5 separate regions of the Mus musculus genome follow, and regions 1, 2, 3 and 4 are each linked to region 5. Evidence: chromatin loops called from intact Hi-C (ENCODE). Cell type or tissue: heart. All regions are shown on one strand. Each heading gives the region's core, and the rest is flanking DNA. Links, peaks and the distances in the headings are about the cores only. Region 1 has its middle 7.0 kb from the start of Gm31610. Region 2 has its middle 77 kb from the start of Gm31693. Region 3 has its middle 220 kb from the start of Gm31610. Region 4 has its middle 70 kb from the start of Gm31693. Region 5 has its middle 75 kb from the start of Gm31610.

Evidence for each region. A loop is a pair of places that touch in the nucleus more often than their neighbours do. Peaks named below come from ENCODE experiments on the same cell type or tissue, not always from the same donor. Only the 100,000 strongest peaks of a DNase experiment are listed, where the experiment ranks them.
Region 1: it touches region 5 in a loop (2.0-fold over the local background); 4 of 42 quality-filtered maps call a loop at or near these places.
Region 2: a loop joins it to region 5, with 2.0 times the contacts of the local background. A loop is called at or near these places in 2 of 42 quality-filtered maps.
Region 3: it touches region 5 in a loop (2.0-fold over the local background); 4 of 42 quality-filtered maps call a loop at or near these places.
Region 4: a loop joins it to region 5, with 1.9 times the contacts of the local background. A loop is called at or near these places in 3 of 42 quality-filtered maps.

The regions. Positions count from the first base shown.
Region 1 is chr3:21,493,539-21,499,801 of GRCm38, reverse strand. No RefSeq gene overlaps it. Among named protein-coding and RNA genes, the nearest start is that of Gm31610, 7.0 kb to the right of the region's middle. In heart, for the core only: a CTCF peak has its summit at 2,589; a DNase peak (open chromatin) is centred at 2,591; H3K27ac peaks cover 1,471 bases.
Region 2 is chr3:21,623,035-21,629,297 of GRCm38, reverse strand. No RefSeq gene overlaps it. Among named protein-coding and RNA genes, the nearest start is that of Gm31693, 77 kb to the left of the region's middle. In heart, for the core only: no CTCF peak of the experiment used is centred there; a DNase peak (open chromatin) is centred at 3,057.
Region 3 is chr3:21,265,638-21,271,900 of GRCm38, reverse strand. No RefSeq gene overlaps it. Among named protein-coding and RNA genes, the nearest start is that of Gm31610, 220 kb to the left of the region's middle. In heart, for the core only: no CTCF peak of the experiment used is centred there; a DNase peak (open chromatin) is centred at 3,310; H3K27ac peaks cover 660 bases.
Region 4 is chr3:21,629,950-21,636,212 of GRCm38, reverse strand. No RefSeq gene overlaps it. Among named protein-coding and RNA genes, the nearest start is that of Gm31693, 70 kb to the left of the region's middle. In heart, for the core only: no CTCF peak of the experiment used is centred there; no DNase peak of the experiment used is centred there.
Region 5 is chr3:21,561,568-21,567,830 of GRCm38, reverse strand. No RefSeq gene overlaps it. Among named protein-coding and RNA genes, the nearest start is that of Gm31610, 75 kb to the right of the region's middle. In heart, for the core only: no CTCF peak of the experiment used is centred there; DNase peaks (open chromatin) are centred at 3,170 and 3,330; H3K27ac peaks cover 2,231 bases.

The DNA.
Region 1 (6,263 bases), core at 543-5,542, 68 kb after region 5:
TAATGAGAGGTGTAGTATGTATGAGTGTGTGCGCGTGTGCATATGTGTGTGTGTGTGTGTGTGTGTGCCACCTCATGGCAGATGAGTGGCAGGACCAGCTTTCCCCGATCTTAGGGCTGACTCACCTGCCCCCTCTCTTAATGCCAACTCTACTGTGCTACCCAGACAATGTGCTAGACCTGCTCTAGTGAGTATTGCAGCCAGTCTGGGGCTGGGTCAGCTCTCCTGCTCTCATGACCCTATAGCAAGCTCCCCTGACTGCTGCAGTTGGTGAGGGTAAAGTGGGGGGATGCTTCACCCTAGCACCCATGCCATCTCACCACAGACAAGTGGTGGGACCAGCTCTTCCATGTTCTCGTCCTCAGGGCTGGTTCACTTCTGTCCCTACCACTAGAGTTAGCTCTGCTGTGCTGTCCAGGTCATGTGCAGGGCCTGTTCTCCTACCTGGTGAAGCTCGTGTGCATCACAGATAGCACTCCCAGCATCATGGATAGCACTCCCAAGCTCAGGACCAGCAGGCAGCCTTCCCCACTGACAGAGATGACAAGGAGCGGTGGAGGGGGAATCATCTCTGTGCCCATGCTACCAGCCTACAGCATACCTGTGGCAGGGACAGTTCTCCCACACTCATGCCCTCAGGGCTGGCTCACCTACACCCCTGCCACTAGGGCCAGCTCTACTGTGCTGCTGCCAGTGAGAAATGGGGCCAGCTTTCCTGAGCTCCTCATCCAGTGAGTGGTGGTCTAGTGGTTGCCGCAATCAACGACATCCTCATGTTCTGTAGTGATAATATGAACTACAGACACCTATACTACTGCATAGGCACAGACTCAGACATGACTCTCAGCAGCAGTATTTCTAGCTGGGACCTCATGATGGCCACAGGCTGGCCATATATAACAAGCTACTTCTCTCCATCCTGAGTCTGCAGTTCCATTTCCTGTCATAATGCTCAAGCTGCTCCACTTTTTTTTTTCCTCTCCCTTCTGACCACCACACACAAGCACATTGTGGTGGCTTCCACTTAATGCTGACCATGCTGCTGGCAGACCCCTGGGTGGCATCCTTCATCTGTGCTGTGTTATGTAGTATGACAGCAGTTGGGTGTCTATAGCACACTTGTGCCATGGGCTAGAGGGCAGGTCTGTGGGTCACATAACGAGCTACATGTCTTTGTCTGTCTTTCTCCACCCACTCTGTGCTGCCTGGATTTGATTTCACTTTTATGAATCCTAGGAACAATACAGTTTTTACCACCAAGTCAGGCATCAAGCTAAGATGAACAAAGGAGAGCTATCTGCTCTGCCTCTGACTGATACAAGAACAACAACAAGAAAGTGTCTTGTTGCCCATTGCCAAGGGGTATGGGCAAAAATCATTATCAAGAAGAATTGCCCAGAAAGAAATGAAATAGCAAAAAAAGAGAATGAAGCAGAGAAGGGACAGAGAACATCTGCTCAGAGGCAGAGCTCAGCAGTGAGTCATCTCCTCTCTTTTCCCGGACTTTCAGCTCCCCTCAAATTGTCTTAGGTCCAGGCTACCTGTGCTTCCCTATTCCTGGATTTCTGTTATTTTCTATGGAGTTTGCTCCTCCACCCCCTGTTAGTAGTTGCCTTCATCTTCTAGTTGTCTTCATCTTCATCTTTGAGCATTATGACAAAATCAATGGGCCTTGCCACGTTTTGAGTTCTTGGCTTAAGTCTAACTGAAGTCTTTAGGCTAAAGCCCTCCAAGCATCAAGGAAAACTAGAACTAAAACACTTCAGCTATCAAGGGGAGTGAGTGCCAGCCTTAGAATGGACAGAAGCATGTCCCCCTCCTCCCTTCCTTTCCTGCTTCTCTTCTCACAGACCAAAACAGGAGGACTTACTTCACCTGTTCCAAGTGGATAGCTATTTATTTGTCATTATTCACTTCTCCATCCCTTTCTAGCCCTTACTCCCCCATCTCTGTGTGTGTGTGTGTACATTTATGTGTGTCCACGTACATGACTATGTACATGTGTGCTCTCTGTAAAGAGATCAGAGGACAGCCTTGCTGGTCATTTCTGTGGTACCATCTATCTACTTGATTTTATTTTCAGAATAGGGCCATACCCTGGTCTGTCAATGGCCAAACCAGGCTGCTTCATCACTGAGCCTTGGGATCTGTCTGTCTTCACCTGTCCAGTACTCAGGGGTTGAACTCAGGTCCTCATGTGCTGCGCTGACCTAGCTATCTCCACGATCTCCGCAGGTGTTACTAAGTTAGTAACTAAGAGGGTACAGCAAGGCTGTCTGGGAGAAATGTAATATGAGCCACAGATGAGTCACAGATGTATAACTTAAAAGTTTTAACTTATATGCAAGTACAATTAAAGATTTTCTAGTAGCTTTGTGAAAGTAAAGGAAGGTTGAACTTAATTTTAATAATGTACTTAATCCAATATTTCTAAAGTACCTTTCTGTCCTTTTTTCCCTCTCCAAGTTTACTGATCAGGAAAAAGGATTCAGGGAGCCAAGGTAGACTGTCAAACATGCACTGTGTTTCTGCCTCTTCAGTCCTGGCACTCATTCGGCTACCCTCCTGATGCACAGCACAGCACTCTGGGAGGAAGAGGCATTGTTCCAGGAGGGAAAAGCCTGATAAGACTGTGCAGCTGTGTAGTCTCATTGACCTAGGAAAATCTTGCCTTCTGAATCTTATGAAAAAAGAAAACTGAAATTGTGGCTTGTTGTTGAAAGACTTTGCAAAAATCTTTTATTGTTTCAACCTCCTACTGGTATCTTCTTCTTGCAGGGCACAGCATACAGAGTCAATAAATATTTGCCAAGTCAATATAAGCATTCAGTAAATGAAAGACACAAACTAAGACTGGTGAAAATATCAAGAGCATTTAGTGAGGTAACTCTGGTATAGTACTTGTTCCCTTTTCTCACTCTCCCCTTTTTTGTTCACAGAAGGGAGCAGAAACTCTCCTTGACTCACACACCTCCTAATCGTTCAGAGTCCAGAACCCTCTGCAAACCAAGGACCCTTGTTTTTGTCTTTTTTAACATTATTTTTATTCCTCTGCTTAAAACAAATTAAATCAATGGGGCTGGGGATGGGGGAAGGTGCTTGTTGTGTGAGGACCTGAGTTTAATTCGAAATATCCAAGTGACAATGTGGACATTTTAGTCCTTTCTTTGTGGAGGCAGAGGTAGGCATCTCCATGGATCTTTCTAGCCAGCTAGTCTAGAGGAGTTGCTTAGTCTCAGATAGAGTGAGAGACTCTCTCAAAAATAAGGTGGAGAATGATGCAAGAATATATTTGACATTGACCTCTGGCCTCTATGTGCATGTGTACATGAGGCTGAACATCTTCCCAGGGCTGACTCTGGACAATCCTCAGCACAGTTATTTGTGTCCTAACTCACTCCTTGGCTCCAGGCTGCTAGAGGTTCAACAGTGAACAGGGTTCATGTTTGTGAGTATGTTTATAGAAGTAAGGATGGTTCTGCCAAGGCTGTGGAAAGACAGCTCTGTTGTGAAATATAATGAAATTAGGACACCATTTAACTTAGTCTTGTGCAGTGATGCTGCTCTGAGAAGCGAGGTGGTAGAAAATATCCCCAGGATAAGAGAGAACAGGATTTACGCATCAACACACACACACACACACACACACACACACACACACACACACAAAGAGAGAGAGAGAGAGAGAGAGAGAGAGAGAGAGAGAGAGAGAGAGAGAGAGAGACTCACATGGGGAAGGGAAGATAGAGAGGAGACATGCATGCATGGATAGCATACTCACAAACAAGAAAGAGAATTGGAACTAAATCTACTGCTAAGTTATGTCTAGTGGACTGAAGGAATTTGTTACCGCAAGATATGACATCTAATTTGGAAATGTGGGGGAGAAATTTTCTGCTACTGAAAGAACTGTGTGTTTTCCGAGAGTGCCGTTATAAAGAAACAGAAATGCAATTATTTTGGATTGTTTTTGGGCTCTGGTATTTTTAGATCTTCCTATAAACACCTCCCTGGAGGAGCACACTGCATTTGGCACGCCAGGGTAAATCAGCCTGTTCACAGGAAAGGCAACTGACAACTTGACGAGGTGTCTGGGCTTGTAGATGTCAGAAAGAGGCCAGGTGCTGAGGCAAGATATTCATGTATTTTGAGTCTTTTGGTGGGACAGTTTCTTCCTCCAGCCCTCTTACCTGAGGCTGAACATCTTCCCAGGGCTGACCCTGGACAATCCTCAGCACAGTTACTTGTGTCCTAACTCACTGCTGGGCTCCAGGCTGCTAGAGGTTCAACAGTAAACAGGGTTCATGTTTGTGAGTATGTTTGTAGAAGTAAGGATGGCTCAGGCAGGCCTGTGGAGAGACTGCTTTATTGTGAAATATAATGAAATCAGGACCATGTGAGTTAGTGCAGTGATGTTGCTTTGAGAAGTGAGTGGAAGAAAATATCCCCAGGATAAGAGACAAAGGATAAAATACCTTGATTTTTTTTTAAGTGCAGATTTTTCCTTTCTAGACCAATTGTTAAATAGGCCTTGTTTTGTTCAGTGGGGGCTGATAATGAAATATCAGGCTATTAAGGTTATTTCAGGTTCCTGTGTCTCCCAGGGTCACACAAGTCTTCTCATATGCATGTTAATCCATTTCAGCCTTCCTGCCAGTAGCTGCCTAAGTAGGGCAATCGGTTTAGTGTGCGCCCTTCCCCCACCTCACAGTTTAGTTATGAGGCAAAAGCTACTAATTGCCAGAATGTGCATTGAGGATCAATCCGTGCTTTTCTATTTCACAGACACAGCACTGAAATTGATGATTAATAAATGATTAATCTGGTGGCTGATTCCTCAGAAATGGAAAGCACCAAGTAAAAGCACAAAGGTGGCACCTCCTCCTCACCCATGTTTCTGGTGTGGCTTGCCCTGGCGAGCCCACGCATGCACTTGAGGAGTGTATGGAACTACATGGAGGATTTGCATCACAGACTGGAAACAAGGACTGCCTCACACCCAGCTCTGCTTATGTTCTCCTTTTAAGGATCATAGCTGCTCCATCTGCAAATATTTCCTAAAGAAAATCCTGCAGATGTGATTAAATCTCAGAAAACAGAAGACTGTACAGTGTGATTTTAGAATGACTCCTGAGTGTCTCCATCTCAGGGTCTTGTAGGGAGCCTTTTCTGGTTGCTATGATTTCAACCTGGACTATTCTCTATACAACAATTACAACAGAGCGGTAGCATTTAAACTATTGGGCTGAAATTCAAGCTCTCCCACCTACTAAACATTTGATGAACAGCAAATTAGTTGATCCTTTCAGGCCTCAGTTTCTTCTTATATCACAGGCAATAATTTTACCTTTATCAAAGTATTCTTCAGTGTTGATCAATTTATTTATTTGCTTATCTAGAAATAGGGTCTTGCTAGGTATCAGATTGGCCTCAGTCTCCCATATGCTGGGATTACAGGTCTGTACCACCATGCTCAGACTGGTAGGATTCTTCCAAAGACTAGATGAGGTAGTTCATGCTTAATAATCACTATGAGAACAGTTAAAATAAAGGAAAATTCCAGACATGTTTCAGTGAACTCTAACCACCTTTTGTCTATGATTTCATGCCAGTGTTAGATGTTTAATCCTAATGGTCAGTACCAAAGGGAGAAAGAATCACTAGCAAACAAGCCTCTTTCTAGCCACGTTTGTCATTGAGCAAAACTGTAAAGGTGCACTCTATTCTCTTCTCTTTTGATAAAAGCAAAGCCTGTTCACTGTAAGTGGCTATTAGAGAGCCAGTCTCTGTAGAGCCCATTCCATGTAATAGGTACTCAAAACTCATTCACACAATAATGGCTTAATATTTTCTGTAGTAAGGAGTGGCGGTAGAAGCCCTAATAAAACACCACATCGGCTTTGGAAACTCTGAATTTTGAAGCAGATGTTTTCTTAACATCCCGTAAATACTCCAATCATCTCAAACTGCCAGGCTTTCACCTTTGTGCAGATTTTAGAAATGTGCCCATTGAGTAATGGTTCTGTCTAATCTGCTTGACATTTATTGGTACTCAAAGAGAAGCAAGGTTAGAAGATGTAGTGGAGCCCATTCTAAATAAATCAGCGAGAGAAAGCACGCTGAATCGCAGGGGGAAATTACAGTGTCCAAATCATTTATACACCGGTGATTACCGTCTCACCTGGGTCCCCTGGATGCCACACAAGAGCCTGTGAAACTAGAGGAGCCATTCATCAACCCCAAGCCTAAGCCCTTACAGCTGC
Region 2 (6,263 bases), core at 792-5,791, 61 kb before region 5:
TATTCTTGGGCCTAGCAAACACAGAAGTGGATGCTCACAGTCAGCTATTGGATGGAACACAGGGCCCCCAGTGGAGGAGCTAGAGAAAGTACCCAAAAAGCTAAAGGGAATTGCAACCCTATAGGTTCAACAACAATATGAACTAACCAGTACCCCCCAGAGCTCGTGTCTCTAGCTGCATATGTATCAGAAGATGGCCTAGTTGGCCATCAGTGGAAAGAAAGGCCCATTGGTCGTGCAAACTTTTTATGCCTAAGTACAGGGGAATGCCAGGGCCAAGAAGTGGGAGTGGGGGGAGGGGAGGAAGGAAAAAAAAAAAAAAGAAAGCTTAAAAAACAGTTTGACCCTATTTTATAAACAGAAGCCAAAATAACTGGGATATGCTATACCATATACACATGAGTGGAAAATGAGCTTCATCATAAAATGTAGGACCTAAGTATCAGGCATATGAGTCTCTTGTGATTTCAGGAGGCTGTGAACAAAGGTTTGTTTTCTGATTGTGCATGTGGGTGTCTCTGGGCTCCCCTCCGGGCTTCGAGATTCCTACAGACAGCTGCCCTAGTTCTTAGGAAGCGAAACAGTGCCTTTTAGTAGTAACCTCCTAATACATGCTTATTTAAATAACTAACTTTTGCTATTTCCATAATTTGACACAATGGAATAATGTCACATAAAAGAGCACCCTTCACAGGGCTATAGGAATAGCTGTCTGTAAGCTGCTTGCCTTGTGTGGTGGTTTGAATGAGATTGGTCCTTACAGGTACTTATGTTTGAACATGTGGTCTCAAATAGTTGGTGGAAGTATTTGAGAAGGATTAAAACGTATGGTCTTGTTGGAGGAGGTGTTTCACTGGATTTGAGTATTGAGGTTTCTGTCTTTGTCTTTGTCCTCATTTCTGCCTCGGTTTCTATGTCTCTGTCTCTCTGTCTCTGTCTTTCTCTGTCTCTGTCTCTCTCTCTTTGCCTGCTGCCTGAGGATCAGGAGGTAAAACACTCAGCTGTTTACCACTCATGAAGTAGGATCTGGGAGAATGGAGCCAATGAATGAGGTGAACTATCATCTCATGCAATAGTCCACTTTATTCAGAGCATCAGACAGTTTATACTCTGAGGGTTCAGAAGGGTCATCTGAGTAAAGTGTACAATCACCAGGACAAATTGCACATGGCAGAAAAGTCACATGTGGCAAAACATGGTTTTCCATTGAGGCATATAAACAAATAACAATATACAAATAATCTGAGGTAAATTTACTCCTATCTGTTACACCTGGGAAAAATACAACAACATATCCCAAGAGCAATTCCATGTTTTGAAGAAATTGATGTCACGAGAGTCTTGTTTTGTAGGAATTTTCTCACAATTACTTAGAATTCTCACATGACTTCACTTTTGAAGCATGTTCCAAGACACTGAACTATTGCTCAGTGCCATGCTTGCCTGTTTCTTCCCCTGATGATCAAGGACTAACTCTCTGTAACTCAGAGCTTTCTTTTATGGCATAAGACCACCTACCTAGGGGTGGTATTGTCCACAGTGGCCTGTGTCCTTTTTTATCAGTTAATATTTAGACCTTTCCACAAGCCAGTCTGCCTTTCCAGGATACTCACCTTAATGTATTTCATAAAGGCTATGTTGATTACGCTGGTGTCATGTACATTTATGTTCCTATACATCTCCAGATGCCCAGAGAGGACCTTTTCTCATTCACCTTTTCCTCAGATATACCATTGTCTATCTTGCTTAGTTTCTTTCTTGTTGCTGTAATACCCTGATGAAAGCCAACTTAAGGGCAAAGTGTTTCTACTCAAAGTTCCATGTTACAGCCTATCCTGGTAAAGACATCAAGGTGGCTTGAAGCAGCTATTTCTCTTCAGTCCATGGTAGAAGAGAGCAATGCATTAATGCTAGTGCTCTGCTTGTGTAGCCCCCCTCAGCCCTGAAGTAGGCTGATCCAGACTTTGACCTTGCTGCCACTGAGAAGGAAATTACCTAAGGTGGAGCCTTCCTACCTAGATGACTCTTTTGTTCTGCCACCTCTGCTGCTCTCTCCAAGATACTGCTACCTGCTGAGAAGCCCCTGAGGAACATCTTATTCTGCACATCGCCTACAGGCTGGCTCCAGACACCAAGAATGGACTGGCGGGGGATGGGCCTTCCCCTTTTATAAGTAGTCTCTCTTAGTAAACTGGAGGGCCTTGAACAGAATTATGTCTTGGCTCCATTAATTTCTCACCATCTAAGTCTCTTTCAGCCCCAGCCTGCCTCCCAGGTATACCCGGTCCTTGTAAGCCGTGGGCCGGCTTACAACATGCTTGCCCTTTCCACTTATATATACAGACCATCATTAAGGTATGGGGGACTTTTGGGATAGCATTGGAAATGTAAATAAGGAAAATACCTAATAAAAATATTTTTAAAAGGAAAAAAAAAAAAGATAGGTCTTCCCAAATCAATCAATATAGTCAAGATAATTCCTTCAAGCTTAGTCCTAGGCCAGCCTACTCTAGACAACCTTCTACTAACTCCTTTCCAAGCTGATTTCAGATTCTGTCACCTTGACAATTGAAATTAACTATCTCATCTTGGTGTCTTCTCCCTGCTTTTTATTTCATCCAATGGTATATTTACCAATGGTATTTGGCAAAGCCCATTTTCCCCATCTTCCCCATGGGCTCTCATTCCAAGACTATTGCAAAATGAAAGACAAGACAGAAAGGTCACAGACAACTCCTTCCTAAGTGATTGGTGGCAGGCAGATTCTCCATTTAAGGACACATTGTCATAAAATTCTAGAGAGAGAGAGAAAAAAATGTGGGTTTATTTTATTTTTATTTTTCCCGAGTGAGGTGGCTAATCCATTGTGCTGTTTTCTGATGCACAGATGGAAACTTATCATGCAGATGAGTCTCTGAAGGAAATAATTTTTGTTTAAACTCTGCCTTAGGAACTTGAAGGGAATACAGAACAGGATTTCTTTAATGATCTGGCCATATTCTACTGCTGATTGCCAAGCCCGAAAAAATGTTTGGCAGAGGGTTTGGCTTCTGAGGTTTGGACACCTTCCAGCTAATCTGCTTTGGAATTCTGAAATATAAATAAATGAGTTCCAGTACAAACTTTCTGAATGTTGAGCTGTCGGGCTTTCATTTCCCTCCTGCCTTGCTTTCTGAGTATTTTGGTCCAGAAATACCAGTCAAGCAGAAAGAAGAAAATTAATGGATTTCTCAGAGGTTATTAATGGCCGTGGCTCTGAAGAACAAAATGAGAGTGTTTTCAAACTTCATGTGTCTTCATAGTGACTGACCTGTGTGTGGAGATTCCAGAATGGTTTCTCTGAATTTGATTTAGGGGAGGAAGAAGAAAGTGTCTCTTGCTGCTTTGATCCCACTGGAAGCAAGATTCTGAATGGCTCTTTGTTATACAGGACATACTCAGCTTTGTTTTGCTTTCTTATCTGGGAGCCCAAGGTTTGTTTTTTTTTGTTTTTTTTTTTGTTTTTTAAGTCCTTCAGCATCCTACCAAGGTGTGCTTGTCCCAGGAATGATTAAAGACAAAATCAAGCATTAACGATGACGATGACTTTGTAAGCATGTCACCTCTGAGGATGTGTACTCCCTTCATCCATCTTCTGTCACCTCTAAACAGTTCAGCCGGTTCCTGGAGAGTTCTGAGGGGACATAGTTTTATTTTAATTAAAGAGAAGATAAAGAGAAGAACTTCCTACAATCATCTCATGAACACACACATAGACAAATCTACACATGATCACACATACAAAACATATGTAGTGGCTAATGTTGATTGAATGGATCTATTATCACTTAACAGGTACATTGCCGAATCTAACCAGAGGAAGTTTCTAGATTATGTTGATTGAGGTGGGACTATGCTCCCAAAATGTGGCACTATTGTTTCATAAGCTAGAATTTGAGAATGACTCTAAAGGAGAATTTGAGCTGAGTACCAACTTTCACCTTGGTTTCCTAATCGCAGATGCAATGTGAGTAGCTGCCTTTCACTGCTGATGTCATGGTTGCCAACATCATGGTGGTCTATAGCCTCAGAGTCTAAGCCAAAGTAAGCCTGTGTTTCCTTCAGCTGTCTTTTTAAATTAGCACAGAGCAAAGTAACATATACCACAGGTGTTCATACTTGCAGGAATGCTCAGAAAAGCAAATGGCTATAGAATTCTTTTGTATCTAGTGCTGTATTGCTCACGTCTTTGGAGGCTGGGGTAATCTCCAATGTATTCCAAAGAGTAGAGATAGACAGGTACCACTACTAACTTCTTTCTTCGATGTTTACCCAAAACTTACAATATGAATATAGTCCTGTATATGATGTGCCCTTCAGTAAGACTGTGTCAATTTCAAGATTTTCTTCAATGTTTCAGACACAGTAAAGTTTATTTACCTTTAGTGTCAGTTTGAAGAAAAGAGAGTAATGGTTCCTGGGGTATAATGCAATATAGTAAGATTTAAATAATTTTTCTCATACCATTAAAGTTTTGGATCTTATTTTTACTTTAAAATTTCACTTCGGGGGCATGCAAAGTAGCTTTTAAATAAAGGGTTTACCAAGCAAACATGAAGATCTGAGTTATGTCCCTAAAATCCACATAAAATAATTAACTTTAAACGTCCACTTGACATAACAGAGACCCGGGCCGGGCGTGGTGGCGTCCGACTTTAATCCTACCACTTGGGAGGCAGAGGCAGGCAAATTTCTGAGTTCAAGACCAGCCTAGTCTACAGTGTGAGTTCCAGGACAGCCAGGGCTACACAGGGAAACCCTGTCTCGAAAAAACAACAACAATAACAACAACAACAACAAACAAACAAACCCCAGAAAAACAAAACAAAAAAACAAGAAAGACATTACCGAGACTCATCTGGCAAGAGAATTTCAATGAGGGCTTGTCTATGTTGGATTGTTCTATGGTGGTTTCTGTTAGGACTGGTCTTAATAAAATTAGTTGGTGTTGGTGGCACCATTTTCTAGATAGGAAGTTTTGAACTGACTTAGAATTTTAAAATTCAAGCAGAGCACAACTGTGCAAGCAAGTAAGCACATGCACACGTCACTTCTTTCTGCTCTTCACTGTGCATGTGATGTGCCCAATAAGCTCCCAGCGCTGTGACATCCAGCAGTGATAGGCTGTAACCTGGAATTGTGCAGTAAAACAAACCCTTTCTTCCAGAAGTTGCTTGTTGTCAGGAGATTTAATCACAGTGACTGAAATGAAGCTAGGAAAAAGGATGTGGTGGTGCAAGCTTACAATTCTGTGTCAAAGGAAATCAAAACTCCAGGGAGTCAAATTTATAAGGTCCAAAGGCCAGCCAACCTAGCCTACTTGGTAAGCTCCAGGGCAGTGAGAAATCTTGTTTCAAAAACAAGGTGGACTATCCCCCAGGAACAATGCCTGAGGTTTATAATTGACTAATCCACACATACAAAGGCACTTGAAGACATACTGAAACCCACAACCACATATGTATGCATACAAACATAAACTTGCAGGTGTACATTCACACTGATCATTTCTGTGTATGATTTTTCTGGAGGAAAAGGGATATTTTTAGTGTTTGTCCTTTTGCAGTGTCATTGAGCTTGTCCCATTGCATGTAAGCTCATGTGAATGAAACAGTCATGAACCAGACTTGACCATGGGCTAGTTGGACAGGTGGGCAAGCCACCTGATGCCTACAAATGACCCCTAGCGAGTCCCCACTGACAGATACAGTTCCTCACTGTGTTTTATTTTTTCTGAACATCTTAGAACATAGTAGGCCCTGGAAAATCTGCAAGGCAAGTCAAAAATAGTTTTGTTTGTTATTTTCTCTGAGGGACTGTCATTCTCCTGCCGTCCTTCTTGAACTCAGCTGGGGTGCCTAGCACTTCCAAGACCTCCAGGTTATGGGTAAGAACCTTTCTGTAATATATGTTACTCTCTTCTTCCCTTGCCTCCCCTGGTCTTCCCTCCCCCTCCCCTCCCCTCCCCTCCCCTCCCCTCCCCTCCCCTCCCCTCCCCTCCCTCCCCTCCCCTCCCCTCCCTCCCCTCCTGCTCTCCTCCCCCTTCCCTCCCCTCCCCCTTCTCTCCCCCTTCCCTCCCCCTTCCCCTCCCCTCCCCTTTCATTCCCTCCTTATTCTTCACCTCTTTCTGTTACTCTTCACCTCCTACCTCTTCCTTCCCTGGTGCTGACTTGGCATTAGGATTCTCATTATTGGCATGCAAACAGGTATAAACAGTGACCACA
Region 3 (6,263 bases), core at 687-5,686, 300 kb after region 5:
TTTGCCACCATGCCTGGCAAAAACAACTTTTAAAAAGCTAATTGGCACTAGTATGATTTTGAAGTAGGATTTCAGTTTAACATTTTAACAATATTGTTTTTTATCATTTTTTAATTTTACAATTAATTTCTTCAGAATAAATCCTTTATATTTCTTTCTTTTAAAAGTCTGCATAGTTTCTTATCATAACTTTGGAAAACACATTACATAATTATTAAAATAATTTTTCTCATATACAGGCTATACATTCAGTGAAACTGTGATGAGCAAGTTTATCTTCTTTCACTGTCTGGCATCTGAAGGTTCTTTTCACATAATTTCCAGATTTTTTTCTTCCTCTTATTTTTCATTCTTACATCTGAAATGAACACTATATCTAGTAAGATAGCTCAGAAGATAGACCATGTAAGGATGGCTTTGATCTTTAGCATAATAGTATAAGTTTATAATCTCAGCACTGGCAATATAGAGGCAAACAAAAAGCTTTGGTTTTGCTGGCCAACTAGCCTAGTTGACAAGCTACAGGCAACTGAGAGACCATTGAGAGAAGCAGAGACAGAGGTAGAGAGAGAGACAGGGAGACAGAGAGACAGGGAGACAGGGAGACAGAGAGACAGAGAGAGAGGCAGAGGCTGAAACAGAGACAGAGAAGGAGAACAGAGTTTCAGAGACAATACCAGGAGATTTGTTTTGCTGTTCTGCACAAACATGCTTGAGCACTTGCACAAACAGAAACTTTGCACATGCAAGTGTAAGTGTGCACCCCTACCCACCGCTTACATACACAGGAAGGAAAATTAATTGGGAAGAAAATATGAGCAAGCATATTTTGTTTCTTTTCCAATTGCACTCCTCTCAAGTGCCAATTCTCTTCATTCAAGACACAGGGGAACTGCAGCTGTTTGAGAGTGGGCAGAAGCGGGATGGAATTACACGGACACCACCATATGTGTATTGTGTAGAGTCCCTTGATTATTCAAAAAACTTCTTGAAGCTTCCTAGAAAGAATTATTGTTTCAAAGATTTGTGCCACATTTTCATAATAAAATTATTCAGGAAAAATGCTTTTCTGTAAATATTCTCTATATTCTCACAAACTTCTGAGACTTTGGGGTCAAAAATCAGGGCAAAATTTGTGTTAATTACACACCAACACACATGAGAAATGATTTTATTCATCCACGGGACCCTCAGAACTATTGTGATTCTCTCTGGAAAGTTTCTTTAGTGTACCCCTATGATTTTCTCTCAAATCCTCTTCTACAGACCTGAAAACAGTGCGTGGAAAGCCCACATTTGCTATGGGCATTCTGTTACTGTGATAGAGCAGCCACTGAATTAATTCAGTTGGCATTCAGGTAGGCTCTATGCCCTTCAAGACTTATTTTATTTGTGAATGTAACACCATAAGTGACCCAAATCATATACTATAAACGTCTTGGGTGTAAGTAGAATAGTTTCTGAGAAAGCATGACGACCTGAGTTCAATCCAAACTAGTCATGTCAAAACTAGAGAATGGAGTTGAACACTTGTAATCCTAGCACTGGGGAGGCTGAGACAGGAGTCAATTTAGCCAAATTAGTGAGCTACTTTCAGTGAGAGACCCTACTATAAAAAGCAAGATATATAGAGAGACTGAAGAAGACACTGGGAACCAACCTCTGATGTCCATACACATACACATGTACACATGTTCATCTTTAAAAAACACATTAGCATGCACATGTATACACACACACAGACACACACATACAACTTGTGATAGCACATCTGAATAATTTAAATGTTCAATTATTTTCAAAGTGAAAGTTTGCACACTTCCTATTGAGTGAGATGACTTAATCAACAAATTCCTTGAGATTATTTTAATAATTAATCTGAATTATCACGTGGAAATTTTGTTTTACTTTTTACGTGTCTATTTTCTTTGAAGTTCAAGCATACTGCTGGAACACCAATTAGAAGAAAATTGGATGTTATTTAATACAAATTAATATTGTTGAAGTTGTGCAGTTTCAACACTTAGTAGCCTGTGACTGGAGAACTACTATGAATTCTGGGATAGCTTAGACAATTACCTGCCAATCAGAGGCACAGCAAGACTTGGTCTCAAAGAAAAAAAAATCTCCTCATCCACTAACAACAAAAATCTGTATATGGTTTACTCTGATTGGCCATGACAAACAAAAGGCAAAGGTGATTGAAATTCCATCTCTCTGTGATAATGGAACCCAGGCCGACAAATCTCAGTTCAGAAGTCATGTCACTTTCTAGGTCACTAGCCAATAATTAAAGTCCTTAGAGTCTGAGGAGAAGGCTCCCAGAGGGAGACTGGAGAGGCACTACAGACCCTCTTCTAGCTGCTCTCTATCCCAGTTTTCTCCTCTCAATATGAATTGGCGAAGCAGAAGCAGCCCAGTTCCATTGTGTAATCTTCCCCAGGAAAACCTCAGAGAATGTGTTTATGGGAACATGAGAACTGTTAATGAGGTTGAGAGGGGAACAGGCAAGATAGAGAGAGTAGTCGAGGGGTGAAAAGAGCTATCGTATCCCTAGAAATCACTGAGGTGACTGCTATGTCACCTACATCAAAGGCATACATGATATTGTGCTTGGCAGTCCACCTTTGGTCCTTGGCATGGCTCAATACCACTCACTGATGGAGTCTGGCACAGGATTCTCAGGGCCATTTGGTTTTCATGACTTTTTTGATGATGAGACTTGGAATTGCTGAAGCCCTGCATGGGTCTGGGGTCAGTATGTGCTTGCATTAACAGCCCTGATTCCTCGCTGCTAGGTTTCCACAGTATGTATGTGTCTCTCAAATGGCAAGCACACAAAGACTCAAAGAGAGCACACACTGTACTTATAAACAGAAGTAAACAGAGCACAGGCTGGCTAAAATTTCATCTTATGACACTGAGAATGTTCTAAGTTTATAGTTTAATGTACAGAATGTACAAAATGTTAAGAAGCAGATTAAAGTAGTCTTGGCAGGCCTGAGATTTAGATTTCCCACCATTTGAACAGAGCAAGGTTAGAAAGGCGAGGGCTTCTCTTTTACTGATTCTTTCATAATATTCACACTGTTCTCCTTTCACAGTCTAATGCGTCTGTCCCTCATGATGTATCCCAACTGTTTGTTAGGGCCACTGTCATACAGAAAGCGTGGAAGAGTGAAGAAAGGCCTGATTGATCACAAGGTCCTATCAGATGTCAAAGCTGGCTCTGGATGACCTCGCATCAACCCAGAGCTGCCTGATTTGATCTTTACAGGAGCGGCTTCTCCTGGCTGGCAGTTCTATCTGGAAGCCATGCGTCAGCACTGAGCTATGACCTGAGTCATGCTGCATTCATCTTATCTGAAGGAAGGAAATAAAACTAGAGGGTTGAAAGAGGGGAGTGCTCAAAATACATACACATTAACTGAAGCCTTCTGTGTGGGTGCATTCTAGGAGCTTGAGCAACATTAAAAATGATATGAAAATGTAACTATCTTGACTCCAGTGGTATAGCATGGAAATGTGCCTCCCTCTACTGCCCCTCAGTCCTCGCCTCTTTCTTCCTGCCTCTGTTTCTAGCAACCTCATAACCTCATGCAGCTGATCTCAACAAGGCTCAATGGGAAAGAGGAGAACATTTCATAAATTTTCTAGTATCTTTAGAAATGCTGCCTTTAAGAATATCACCAAATCTTAATAATCTGCATGGTAGTTAGTGGTTGAAGACACAGAGCAGATAAACATGTTGCTAGACAACTGCAGCTCGATGCTTATCACCATTGGATCAATGGAAATCCATCTTTCAAAAATTACAAAAAAATCATCAAAACTCAAAATTTGGGAGAAAGTATTATACCAATCATGACACATTGATGTCATATGAATTTGTACATTTTTTATTTAATTCTACTTTTCTTTGCAGAAATTTGAACATGGAGCTTCACATGTGCTAGGTATATCAAGCTAAACTTCCAGCTTTGTGCTTTGTTTTCAATATATTTTCTAATGCTCTAATTACTTCTATTGGCCTTTTAAGAGAATCACCCACACTAGAAACTAAACAAAAGATTACTTCCTTAGTTATTTGTTATAAAATAAACTTAGAAAACTATGTTATTTTCTAAAGGTGCCCCTAAGCCACAGTGCGGACATTCATTCTAGGCTTCACCAAAGAGTTAAGTAGGCCTGGCCTGCTATAAAAAGGGCTGTATACCCCCTGCTTGTGCTCTGTGACCTTTCTCTCCCTCGGACTCTCTTCTTTCCCTTACCCATTTCTCCTTCTCTCCCCTCCCCCCTCATGTTCCTGGCTGCCTGCTTCTTCCCCTTCCCCTTCCCCTTCCCCTTCCCCTTCCCCTTTCCCCTCCCCCTCCCCCCTCTCTCTTTCTCTCTCTGTCTCTACTCTTTTCTCTGTCTTTACTCTTTTCCCATGCCCCATTCTACACTATACCCATCCTATGGCTGGTCCCTCGGGGAGAGGTTGATGCTTCAGCAGGGGCCCACTGGGGCACCCTTCCCACTTCACTATACTGTGTTCTACAAAACATATACTTGCCTTTTTATAAAACACAACATTTGGTGCCAACACTCAGATTTACAAACTTGCAAGTTCATATTTTCCAACGCAACATGGACTTTCTAGCCAGTGGATCGGTAGACCTCCATCCAAACAGTGGTAAATTGGTAAGCTTCACTACCCATTCCTCAGCATAAATGACCCCTGGTTGCAAGGAGGGCTTTTGGGCTCTCAGCCACTCTCTGGTGTCTTTGAGGATGAAGGTATTCACAGTTATGACTGGCCTTCTAGCTGACTCCTCATTTTAGGATCCTTTCCCCTGGGTGAGAGTTTTCTCTCTCCTTGAGGCGGTTTATTTATTGCTCCTGGGAAATCTTAAGCCTAGGTGCACCGTTCTCTCAATGCCACAAAAGTTCAGCCCGGACTTCATCACATGAAGACCCGATGATTTGGCCTGTGTTGCCACTGTTTCTAGTAATTAATTTATCCTCAGGATGCAGGTAGGGATAATATTTATAATTTCTACTCTCACCTAAAAGGAAAAGCCTTTGCTGCTACTTCTAGGTTCCCTACCGGGATGCCTCCCAGCCTTAAAGTCTTCCGAATTCACAGGCTAAATTGGGGCCCAGTACCCATGAGCTATAACTCTAAGTAGCTGCATAATGGCGGGCGCTGAAACGCCTTATTTCCCCACCCTCCGCTTTTTGCCCCTCCTCTTCCTCTCTCTGCACCCCCCCCCTTCTCTCACTCTCTCACCCACCCTACTTTGCTACTGCCACCGCTCCTTAGCTGCCTGGCACTGAGTCGAGACACCAAACACATCTCCAGCCTCCTGCAGCTCCTGAACGCCACTGCTGCCACCACCACCATTGCCAGCTGCTTGCCCAAACAGGCAGCTTTAGAACCGTGCTCAACTCAGACCTGCCATTCTGCGCAGTGTCAAGAGGTTGCCTGTTGTGACAGGGAGAGATCTCCTGTCTGCCAGACAAAACATGTCTCTTTGTCTCTGCTGATACATAACAACACTTCTGCCTTTGCATTCTAAGATTGAACATATGACTTTCCTCCAGAGGTAGAGCTATCACTTCAGCGCCATTTTAGCTAAGGGTGATCTCATGTCTAGCTGTAGCTTCAGCACCATCTTGGTTGAAGGCAGTCTCGTGACTATCTGCCATCTTTGTTATAGGCAGTTCCCAACTCTCTGCCTCCTCACATTAGAACACCACGACTTAAGGTCTCCAAAGACACGTCAATTAAGATAAGGTTTTCATTTGATTTGTATCCTGCCTTAGTTAAATAATAATTTTAATATCAATGTAAACATTTACAACAGCAAACAAGTTAAAGATTACTGCCTTAAAAGTAAGTTTAGCCTTGTTTTTGCAAGTGTCATCACTGCTATTAACTTAAAATATATTCTCTTTATTTACTAGATACATTCTAGAACAAATAAATAAACACAGGTTGTCTAACTCAGATACACTTAATAGATACTGGCTCTCAATCTTGTTAGAAAGCTGCTAAATGTAACATTAAAGCTTACTAGGATGAGTGGAGACTTTCAAATTCTAACAGTAAATTCTCCTCCCCTCCAAGGTCTCTGAGAAGATATGGGCACAGTTTCAAGACTGCCTAGATTGTGGTATGATAACCACTGAGAAATACTACTCCTTTGCCTTGCCGAGCTGCCAGGGTGTGGCCTAAACTGTGGACAGACGGAGGAAACACAGAGAATTTAATGTCTCAT
Region 4 (6,263 bases), core at 954-5,953, 68 kb before region 5:
TGCTTGCTCAGCTCCTGTTTAGATAGTCATGTTGATGTGACATTTTTGGTATAGCTTTTGACATTTGTACAAGATACAATCTCAAAATAGATTCCCTGATTCCCTGGTTCTTAGAAACTTTTAGCTGCTCTGCACCCAACACACACACACACACACACACACACACACACACACACACACACACACACACACCAAAACCAACCAAACAAACAGAAAAAACCCAGGAAGCCATAGAATATATCCAAAGTACCTGTAGAGTAAAAAGAAAGAAGAAAAAATATAAATAAAATAAACTTAAAGTAAAAAATAAGAGAAGGAAAAAGAAAGAAAGAAAGAAAGAAAGAGAGAGAGAAAGAGAAAGAGAGAGAAAGAGAGAAAGAGGAAGGGAGGGAGGGAGGGAGGGAGGAAGGAAGGAAGAGAGAAAGAAAGAAAGAAAGAAAGGAAGGAAGGAAGGAAGAAAAGAAAGAAAAGAAAAGAAAAGAAAAGAAGAGAAAAGAAAAGAAAGGCCTTGCTTAACTTGACATTGTGAGATAAAGAACTTGCAAAGTTGCAGCAGAGTTCATTTCTTTTGGGTGTCTACAGCTGGGCATACAGCTTATTCCTAAAGTAGTTTATTTCCCCAATGAGGCTTTCTTGGAGGAAAGTCAATTCTCATTTGCAAGTAATTATCAATTGGAGATTGCTTCTGGTTTAGGAACGGGTTCATGTGTCCACTCATTTCAATTCTAAGAACCCAATCTGGTACAGTCCTGCATAGGCTCTGTGGATGTTGTCTCAGTCTCTTGTGAGCTCACATGTGTGTCATTGCTGATGATTTAGAGGGCCTTCTTTGCCCTCTGGCTCTTACACTTTTTCCACCACCTCTTCTGCAGGGTTCCCTGATTGCTGATGGGAGAAAGGTGATGGAGAAATCCCATTTAGGGCTGAGTGTTTCATCCATTTGCCTGCTCTGAGGCAGTCTCTAGCTTGAGAGCTTTGATGAACCTTGTCTTGGCTTCTTTATTCCTATTTGCAAATGAGAAGAACTCAAGTCTGAGTTTTAATACATTGACTGTCAGGAATATTAGTAAAAGGCCTCATAATTGGTCATAGTTTCAAACTTCAAGGAGTTTTTAGTTTTAGACCTTACAATGTGACTGAGCAGGATTGTCGTGATCTGATTGATTAAAACATGAGTAACTTCCTTATTTGGATCATCCTGTTCGAAAGTTCCAGATTATGCAAACAATGCCAAGCTGCCTTTCTATGACTGACTACCTCATTTTCTTTTATTTTTGAAGTAACTACTTAAAGGAAATGGACATAAGTAAACTTGTTCAGTAAACGTTGTGCCAGGCTTTGTTCCCAGAAAGAACACTAGAACATTCCATTGAAGATCAGAGCCTAAAGTGGGTCCCCTTAAGTTGGAGAAAGTATTCTAAGTTAGTTTGCCAATCTGCTACCTCCATCTTTCCTTCATCTCTACCCTTCACCCCGTCTTTCCTCTTTTTCCTATCCCTGCATTTGGGATGGGGCATAGATGATCTTGCTCTGTAACCTAGGTTGGCCTAGAACCCAGATTCTCCTGTTTGTCTCCTAACTGCTGAGGTTTTAAGTGTGTGCCACCAAATTAGTCTCCCCTTAGTAAAAGGGTTCTATTAGGGGACCTACTTTAATTTCTTTTAAAAAAAACTTTAAACTTCTATGGTTCTACAATTTTAGAGCAGAAATGTCAGCACTGGAACAAGCTATTGGATATGTAGTTCATAGAGTTAGTTAAGACTTACACAAATTTTTTATTTTATTTTATTTTATGTTTTTATTTTTATGTCTTTCCCCATCTGCAATTAGGTAAAACTCTAACCTACCTTAGTTTAACACAAATGCCAATCCAGATTCGATTTCTCGCCCTTCCTTGTTAGCTAAGTCAACTCTGCTTAACTCTATTAAAAGTGCTAAGAGATTAAACAAATGCCAGGGAGTCCGCGATACCGGTCTTTGACTGGTTCTTTGTGATATTTCTTTTGCATTTGCTGCCAAAGAGAGAGGGCTTGTAGTACAGTGGGCTTCAAGCCCACTCTCAGGATGAGCACAGAGCCAACCAACCAAGTCTTTTCTGTCTTTTCTTTGACTTTCTGTAGATAAGGCTGCTCTGCCTGGCAAGGAAAGGCCCTGCAGCTGTATAGGGAACTAACCTCCCCTCCTCCACTGTGGCTTAAGCCTAGCAACTTCTCTTTCACAGTCTCATGAACCACTTCATTATCATAATTTTGAGGATGTTGGCCAGGAAAAGAAATTAGTTGGTAGGCAGGAAAGGCAGTAATATGTGTGTTTATTTCTGTCCTCTCTCCCTGGAGCTTTTGGACCTGATGTGGATAGTGAATTCTAAGACACAGCTGCCCTTTTCTGAGAGCAGCAGTCTTGGAGGTGGGGGAGGAGGCTAAAACTAAGCAATGTTTGCATTTGCTAATCATAATAAAGAGGCTATTAGGAGCTGACTGATTAATCGGCCACTGCAGATTTCAATTATAGCTCAGACATTTAGATGTTTATGTGTGTGTGTGTGTGTTTGAGAGAGAGAGTGAGAGAGAGAGAGAGAGATGGATACATTAAGCACTGGTTGTGGCTGGCATTGAAACTTACTTCCATAGTGTGAATAGAAATCAAATAATTCTTTCTCTCTAAATGTGCTCTGTGAAATTATAAAGTGCTATGTAAATAAATTGGTGCTATTTCTAATGCTCAAAGCTATGTCTTAGACTTGATGAATATTTATTATTAACTCATAAAGTAGAGTTGTAATTAATTTTATGAAATTGACATACTCAGGGGATGTATCATTTCTAGCTTATCTGTTTAACCAGGTGTATGTTTTGTGAAATAATTTTATATTAGTGATATTCATAATTCCATGGTTTGTTATGTTGGTAGGCTGAAATTAGCATGCTTGAAAATTATTAAGGATAGATGCCTTCCTCACAACCAGTTTTAAACACCTTCTTCTTTTGTTCCTCCTAGTACACTAATTTTAAGGGAGAAGAAAATATTACATTGCTCTCTTTAAGAATTAAAATATTAATGTGAGGGTGATAGTAAAATACATGTGACATGGAAAACTGGGAAGGAGGCTTTAAAGATTTGAACAAGGGTAGAATAGATAAGACAGGAGGGGAGTAGACTAATTCAACCACGGATGTAACTGAGATTTATGGAAACCCACTTGTTTTTAAGTGAATTAAAAAACATAATTGAAACATGAAAAGGAGCTTAAACAGAATGGGTGGACAATGCTGCTCCCAGAAATCATGGGTTAGCAATTGAAAATCTTAGTGCTCTGGGATAACTCCTTATGGTCAGGGAGACCTCAGTGGCACTCAAAACAGCACAGATTATTGCCATTATTCTATCTTGCCCATCATAACTAGATGGTAGGATATTATAGCTGAAGATATAAGATACTTTGCTTGCAAGATGTAGATGAATCAATCTCTAAATGACTTGGAGATTCTTCCTTTTCTGGCTAGCTTTCATAATACCAAAAGGTGCTATGTAGGCTTCGAGGGGAAAAAAAAGATTATCAGTTGTCCTGCCCAACCTTAAACACTGTATCTTACAATAACAACCAGCTAGACAAGATGGGCACACTGGTATAATAGTGGCATAGTTGTTATAGGTACAACAAACTACTTTCTGTTTGGATTTGATAGCTCTTCTTAAGGAGAGATTTCATATTTTTTTACTGTAAATCTGGTTAGAAGCACAGAGCTGGGAAGGTAATAGGCTATTCAGGGAGAGGAACATATTATTAATATTTTTGCTGAATGGCAATATTATTAAACTACCTTCAAAATTTTTATGTACGTACCTATAAATTTTTGTTGTTCTTAGCCTTCATGAGAGATTATCTTTTTCTTTTCTTTTGCTTTCTTTTCTTTTCTTTTCTCTTCTCTTCTCTTCTCTTCCTTTCCTTTCCTTTCCTTTCCTTTCCTTTCCTTTCCTTTCCTTTCCTTTCCTTTCCTTTCCTTTCCTTTTCTTTCCTTTTCTTTCCTTTCCTTTTCCTTCTCTTTTCTTACAATGGGTAGTGGTTTATGCAAGCAGACTCACAACTGGTGTTAGGATTCAGAGCCTAGACAAGGAGCTGAGGTGGATATTTAACATACCAAAGTGGACCTGGCTGCCAGGTTCTTCCAGCATCCCATAGTCCCTACCTGTAACCTGCATGGCTGGCTATTCTTGCACTCTGCTCTGAACTAACTTTCCAGCCCAGGGGCTGGGTTTCCCTTCCCCCAGGAGTTTTTTTCCTATATAGTCCAGAGATTTTGGTCTCCTCTCTCCCTTTCTCTCTCTCTCTCCCTGCATGAACATGCTCTTTCTTGCTTTTTTTTTTCCCCCTCTCCCCTTTATCTTCCTCCTCAGGGCAATTTCCCTGGCCTCCTTAGGACCAGTGAACCCACCTGAGAGCAACTTTCCAGTAAACTTGCCTTTATATACTTTAATTAGACTTGAATTGGCTCATTTCTTCAGCAGAAAATAACTTATCACAAAGTGCTGGGAATAAGTGACTGTGAGTATTTAGCCAGAGATGAGCTATCTGTATCACCTTCCTTTACCCAAGTCTCTGGAAACCTAACAGAAATGTGAGAAAGCTGTAGGGTGTTGGAGGAGAAGGTATGCGAGTTTGTCTTCTGGTTGTGAGATGGCTGGTACACACACAAAGGCACAACATTTGTGGTTACCTTAATAATAACCACACCAGATCAAACTGGTTGACTCTCTTACAGGGCTGGGGGAGGAATCTAAGAGTGTTCACCTCTAACTGAGGAGGTATTTGAAGTTGACGGCTGCTGGGGAAGGGAAAGTCATTTTTCTTTCATGGGTGGCTACTATATGTAGGTTGCTTATGCTCCAGTAGATGACCCTAAACCTATTCAGACATGCATAGCACCACATGGACTCAGTGGGATATTGGTGGAAACTACAGAGGACATAAGGTTGAAAAGGGTATGTATGGGAGAGATCTAGAGGAAGTTAAATGGGGCAAAGATATCAAAATACATTGCACACATGTTTGACATTTTTCAAAAAATAAATACATACTATGTTTGAAAAAAAAAAGATTTAAAATACTGTATGAAAGAGGAAAAGGCGAGTGCAAAAGGCTTTGCTGAAGCCTGCTAAGGGGAGCCTGATTTCTGCTGGGGAAATATGGTCATTTTTATTGATTTATTTTATCTTTAATTCTTTCAAATCTAAAAATGGTATCTGAGTTATATTTCTAGACTGGGTGGTAAGTCGCTTTTTGATAAAGAAAAAGAAAGACTATTGTTTCTTTTCTTATAAGTTAGTCCAAACTGTCTTGTCAGACACCTGGACAGAAAACCATGCCTCAGGAAACCTGTCTATTTTAGAAGGTTAAGAAATAATATACTGCCTCCTCCAACATGTAGTTGGTACTATGGCTATTTTTGCCATAGTCCCCTTTCACATCTTGGGGTACACTACTTTGTTTCTGATGCAATTTGTTTCCTACACTAAGCTGTGTGGGGCTCATTTGAATTTATCCAGTGTGGAGGAGCTGAGAATGCCAGAGTAACATCCTAGTCACAGCCCATAAACTGTTTGCATATGATATTCACTTATTAACCTTTCAAAATACTGCCTGCTGTTATTCCATTCCAGCTAGGCAACCGATGCACAGTTTAATGTTATCTTAGACCTGGAGGTAGCAATCTAAGCATCAATAGGACATTGGGGGTATGGAGTGAAGTTCAGTTCTTCACAGAAGAGGCCTTGTGAAGAAGGCCATGAAGAAAGTGTGTCAATAGCTTCTATGAGGACAAGTCCATGAGGTCATGGAGGTGATAATTATTCCTTCTATCTCATGAGCATGTTTTCAGGTGAATCGGCCTCTCTGTGACATTGTGTCCTGGTAAAATGAAAGATAGACCCAGGTGGATGAACTGCAAAGTTTTTTGTTTTGTTTTGTTTTTTAGATTTATTTATTGTGTACATATGAGTATTCTCCCGCATGCATGTATGTATAACACATCTATGCCTGGCCCATGTGGAGATCAGAAGAAGTCCTCTAAAACTGGAGTTAAAAATGGTTGTAAGCCACAATTTACTGGGTACTAGGAACAAAATCTGGATCTTCTGTAAGAGTAACTGGTGCTCTTATGCACTAAACCATCTCTCTAGCCCTTGGATTAACTCTTATTAGAGGAGACTGTAGTATGTAATACTCTAACCACGGGAACATATCAGAATGCCATGTTTCCCTAAGG
Region 5 (6,263 bases), core at 407-5,406:
ATGCAATCATTTAAAGGTATCAGTTTTGGGGCTGAGGCTATATCCGAAATTGGTAGAGGGATTCCTGGCATGCTGAGGCCCAAGGTTTTGATGCTCAGCACACACATCTGTTATCCGAGCACTCAGGAGATAGGTAGGGACAGACTGATCAGAAGTTCAGGGCCACTCTCAGCTACACAAAGAGTTTTAGATTTCCTCTCTCAAAATATAATATAAAAATGTCAGTTTGAATGCATGGTTATTAGTTTTATGATTTGATTAAAATAATCTCGTTTATTTTTCTGTTCAACAGAGAGGAAAGTTTATTTTAAAAAACCACAGTCTTTCACGTACATTTTTTTCTCCTTTAATTTTTTAAAAAAAGATTATATGCATGAGTGCTTTGGCTGTATGAATGTCTATGTACAAGTTATGTGCCTTGTGCCTGAGGAGGCCAGAAGTGACCATCAAATTCCCTGGATCTGCAATTACAGATGGTTGTGAGTCTCCCTTATGGGTCCTGGAACTGAACATCTCTGCAATGGTAGCAAGAGATGTTAACCACTGAACCATCTCTTTAGCTCTGATGCACTCCTCTTCACGTTCTTGATGACTGTAAACTGAATGTACAGTCTGCATATTCACACACACACACACACACACACACACACACACACACACACACACATACACACACACACAAACACACACACAATCAACTCAAGACACCAGCTATTCTCAATCAAGAAAATATTGAATAGAAATAAAAGTTATTAGAGTATTGTAAAATTAATAGTGACTGTCTTTTTCCTTTACAGACATTTATTCTAATTTGAACTTATTTTCTTCCTTTCCTTCCCAAATATTGGGATTATAGGTATGCACCACAGTGCCTGGTTTATAAGGTCCTTGGACTTGAACTAAGGGCCTGGTACATGCTAGGTACTCTATCAGCTGAGCTATATCCACACTATCCCCAATTTGAACTTCCAAGATGAAAAAGGTATGATATTATATTAATCAAAATATAACAAAAGTATATTTCCAGAAGTTTTTTTTTTTAATTAAAGTAACGCTATGTCTCAAAGCTGTGAATAAGCTGCTTATTGTGAATTTTTCTTTATATTTTTCTAAGTTCTTCTAGAGCTGTTACTGTCCATGTGACCCCAGGAGATTGAAGGCCATACCACATTTAATCAGTAGTCTTGTTTTGCCAGAGGGAGAAGAGATTGGTTGTACCCTGACTAAAATGCTCCATCTGTTACAGTGGCCTTCACAGTCTAGTCTCTGTCAACTCACCTGCCACACACACCATTCCAGTTATTAGAAAAGAAGTTTAGAAAATCAGCAGTCACTCCCTAGATAGATATCTTTTAAAAGGCTGTTCCTGACCCTTCTCTCCCTGAGGAGCTGTTGGCAGTTAAGAACTCTGAGGGGGAGAGGAGCCATTTTCTCCAGTGCTGCAGCCACTGGTTAGATGGCTGTGCTCCAGTAAATAACATCCCATCCATACTCTTGCATAAAAATCCTGATTATACTCAGTGGATCACACACAAAAACGATGATACCTGGAGTGAATCTGATCAAATTATACTATATGCATCAGACAATCCTTAAAGGAAACCAGTGTCATTCACCTGGTTGACCTGATTCAATGCTCTTTCTCACCAGCACCTGCTTTGCTGATGACACCAGGACCCTTTCTAGGTCCTCACCACCCCACCCCACCCCTGCTGTCCTGTGTGGCTACTTGCACCCTCACAGAGTGAAACTAGGAGGTGGTTCTTTGTGAATCACTTTTCTGTGTCCTCCAGTCTGTCCTGTGGTGAGTTTCCTTGCTGGGTGTGACCTACTGACCTACTGCTTGCAGATCACTTTCCTTGAACACTCCAGGGTGTCCTGAATGAATGGGGCCCTGGGTTAGAACAAGCTGAGATGACCAGTTGTCTCACAGAGACGGTTCTGGAATTCATGGCTTATTTTCTGAAAGATAAGAAAGAACAAGTGTCTGGCTGAAGTTTCATTGTGCTGTGTGGAGATGGAGTGTCATCTGATTGCCCACTGAAGTCCAGTGTTAGTGAGAAGCATCAGACTACTCAAGGAGATGGGGGATGCTGAAGACTGCAGAAGGAAAGGACCAGTAGGAATTGGGTTGTGGAGAGCAGTCTGGGCTCTGGGGGACATGCCTGTAATAGAGCTCCACCCCTGACCTCCACATCACAGAAGCCTTTGAGTAAGGCTTTAAGTTTGCATCTGAAAATCTTTAGCTCAGTTCTTAGCTTTCTTTATCTCTTTCGAGAAATAAATTTTCTAGACCTCTGTCCTCTCATTTGTAACCAAATATATTGGGCCAAAATGCTCTTAATTCTAAAGTTCTGTGGTATGTAAGTTTTTTGAAAAGTCCATAAAAGTGACTCATTAGCTAATATAGAACTGAATTGTGTGGCCACAAAGAAAATCTTTTTGTTTGTGTTTTTGAGACAGGATTCCAGTATGGACCCCTAGCTGGGATTCACTATGTAGATCTCAAGTGAGCTGCCACTTTCCTGCCTTCTGCCTCCCACGCTCTAGGATACACAGGCATGATCACTCATGCCTGGGCAAAAATAGATTTTAAACTCTCTCTCTCTCTCTCTCTCTCTCTCTCTCTCTCTCTCTCTCTCTCTCTCTCTCTCTCTCCAAAGATAAAAACAAACCAAAAGCACAGAGTGGATTTAGACACATCCTTCCTACTCAGGCGTGTTGAGGCTGTAGCTCTGGGCACAGAGGAGTGAATAGGTCAGGGCATTTCCCTGAAGCGTGGACAGACAATCTTCCACTGCTCCCTCCCTCCATCTCCATGTTCCTTGTCAGGATCTAAAAGTCAGACTGGGAGCTCACCTTTCAGGGCTGCTTCCTACACCCAAATACTCCCTAAAACCAAGAGCCTTTCCACCCTCAGCCTTGTCAAATCTTTGGCCAATTAATTAGTCCCTAACCCATTAGACCCGAACCTCACATGATGCTTTCTTCAGACAGAGTCAGGGTTCTAAAAAACTGCCCAAGCTTGAGTCTTCCTTGTATCTCTTAGTCCCCTTTCCTTAAGGATGAGGCTGCCACTGCCCCACTGTTCTGGAAGCTCATAGTATTGGCTGCTCAATTCTTTGGAAACCCAGCACAGCTTCCCCTCCCCCCAGCTGCCTTGGCAACAAAGATGAAAAAGGTTCTCAGAACAGTCCACAGCCAAGAAGGGCTCTCTGGGAGACGCTCTTCTGACAGAACCAGGCTGTTAAGACAGAGTCTATTTTCTTCATGCTTAAAATACATTGCTGTGTGTGTGAGCTGCCTCCGGGTTTGGGTGACAAGTTCTCCTATTTTTGTCACATTGCCCTGGTTTCACTGCTCTCCCACCACCCAGTGTCCTGAGAAGTCCTTCTGAGTGACAAAATGTCCCCTTTAATAAATCAAACCGTCCATGTGGGGATCACACCACTTGAAATAAGACCCTGTGGAATGTGGGCAAGCCAAGCTGTTGCTGGCACTGCAGCAGCCCCTGAGCTGGAATCTCCAGCACACATGCTTTGATTTAATTGGCCTAATGAGTCTGGGCTGGATGTGACCACATGATCAATCAGGTTCTAGTTATGAGATGTTGAAAAATGGGATTACAGTAGAGAAAAGGCTTTTGGCAAATTGACTACAGCCAGGAAGCTGAGAAGGCTTGATTTAACAATCGAATCGTTTTCCCTTTATTTTTGTCCCATCCCTTGCATGCTGATAAATCACAACAAAACTGAGGTGGGTGCCTTACTTGTATGTATTATTCATCTTGCAAGTCCCTGCTCTGTTTTGATCTAAAAATGCTTTTGTTTTTCAAACGCAATAGGTTTTGTCTTGTGTGACACTAAAAACAAAACAAAACAAAACAAAACAACAACCTCCCCACCCCAAAAAAAAAAAAAAAACCAATGAAGGTTTGCTGTCTAGAACAATGAAATGCCCTTATTAGAATCTTGTTGTCCTTGTAATAGACTGGGGAAGGGAGATAAGTGTATTTTGTATAGACGTGTACATATATGAAATCATTAGTTTGAACACTTACCTGCAAGTTTAGTTACTTATCAACCCCAGTCATTTCATTACTGTTTATATAATGAGGCCCTTGATGGGCTAGCAAGATTCTGGCATGTGGGTCCCCTCCCCCCATGTTTTTCTGTGCTTGCTCAAGGGAGGAAGGCCTTGAGTCATTTCAGGACAGAGGCTCCTTGAGCAGACATTGTTCCACTGTGGGAAATTAAGGGAACTTGGCAAGCATGGTTGGTTTTCTTCTTGACTCGTTAGGCCTGAGGGAAACACAGGTATCAGTGGCATACGGCATTCTGCTAGTCATCTCTAAAAATCTCTACAGAGAATTTTTACTTGTTATTTAACTGATCTTTGGTCAAACTTGTAAGATTGAAACAAATTTACTCAACTTTGGGAACTGGTTAACTTCTTACTGTTTAAATACATAAAGTTTTTTCCTTCATTTCCTTTGTAATGTGGGTGAGAGGTTTTATTTTATTTTAGTTCTTGCCCTGGAGCTTCCTTTCAACATTAGTGGGAATAGAGAATCTTAAATTTCTAGAATATTCTGAGCAAAGGCACTCTACTGCCGAAAGGACATTTTCATATGCCACACTACACTGTTTTTGTACATCTTGGCCCAGGGAAGTTCTTAATCACTCTGCTGTCAAGGAGCATATGGTTTGGATCTAGGCTCCACCCCTCATTAGCAGGTTTTCATGAATGAGATGGTAACCAAAGACCACTGCATAAGTCATGATGCAATGTGTCTGGCAGAGCTGAAGGTGTCCTAAAGAGATACCCATGTCTCTCTATGACTATCAAACCACTGGAACAGGAACCCTAAGAAATGGGAATTTCCCCACAGTAGGAGAACAAAACATGCCAGCCGGACTGGAAACTTAGCTCTCTGAAAGAATGAAACCCTTGCAACTAGGCTGAAACCACACCTTGACAAGACATAGGACAGCCTGTCCATAGCCATTTGTTTATCTCATTTCAGGATGATGAGGGAGAGTTTCACTGGATCTCTTCATCCCTCTTTCGCAAGTGGCCAGTTTAAATATACCTCTCTTTCTCTTTGCTTTTATTATCAATGTTATTGTTATTAATTTTTTGGCTCTTTTAATTGGTTATTGAAGGTGGACAGTTGAACTAGATTTGTTAGTGTATAGGCTGTGATCTTAAAGGCTAGTAATGGTGACTTCTGAGAAACTTCAGAAGTCATCTTCGTATGCAAACTGTCCATCTTCTTTGGAGTAAGTCAAACCCTAGATATCCGACTCACAAATCCTTGCTTTTCCTATGACACACAGCTGGGAAAGCATCTCCCATCATCCTCAGTAAAGCGATGAACATGCTAGATTCACTTTTGTGTTTCCTATTATATCCTATTATTATTGACATCACTTTTATTTTTAAAACTTTTACATTTATTTGTGTGTGTATGTGTGTGTGTGTGTGTAAACATACCATGGTGCACATGTAAGGTCAGAGTACAGCTTATGGAAGTTGGTTCTCTCCTTTTACTATGTAAGTTCCTGGAATTGAACTTAGTCATAAGGTTTGGCTTCAAGTACTCTTATTTACTGAACCATCTCAGTTGCTTTTATTATTTCTTCTTATTCTCCTCCTCTTCTTCACTCTCTTTAGCTTCTCTTCAACTACTGAGTAAGTTATGAGACTTTTATTTTTAATTTTTTTTGAGATAGCATCTTGTCATCCAGGTTGGCCTCAAGTTTTCTGCTTAGCCAATGGTGGCTTTGGATTTCTGTACCTCTCAAATGCTGGGATCACATGAGCATGACCATGTTCAGCTTTCTGAACTTGTAAAATACACTTCTGGTCATAGAAGCTGGAATAGACGTTGACATCTATAACTGTGTTCTTTCCTCCCTCCCTCTTTCTCTCCCTCTCAACTTCCTCCTTCTTTCCATTAAAAAAAACAAAAAGAAAAAAAAAACCTATTCCTTTTCTTTCTAAAAGCACTAAACAGTCCTGCCTATGTCTTCTTATTTGTGTACAGGTTCAAAGTTCCTCTGAAGGGCAGTTGTGCTCTATATTAAATACTTAAAGCCGGGAGAATTGGTTGTGGCTGACTGTTACAGAGAAGCAGTCTATCTTGGAGGGGAAGGCATTGCTCCTAAGCAGCTTAGTCCATGGGGCAGGTCAGCAAGCAGCAGTGGGGTGAGTGATGCCCCCGCCCAGCTGGCTTATTCCTTTTGCTCTTTTTATTCATT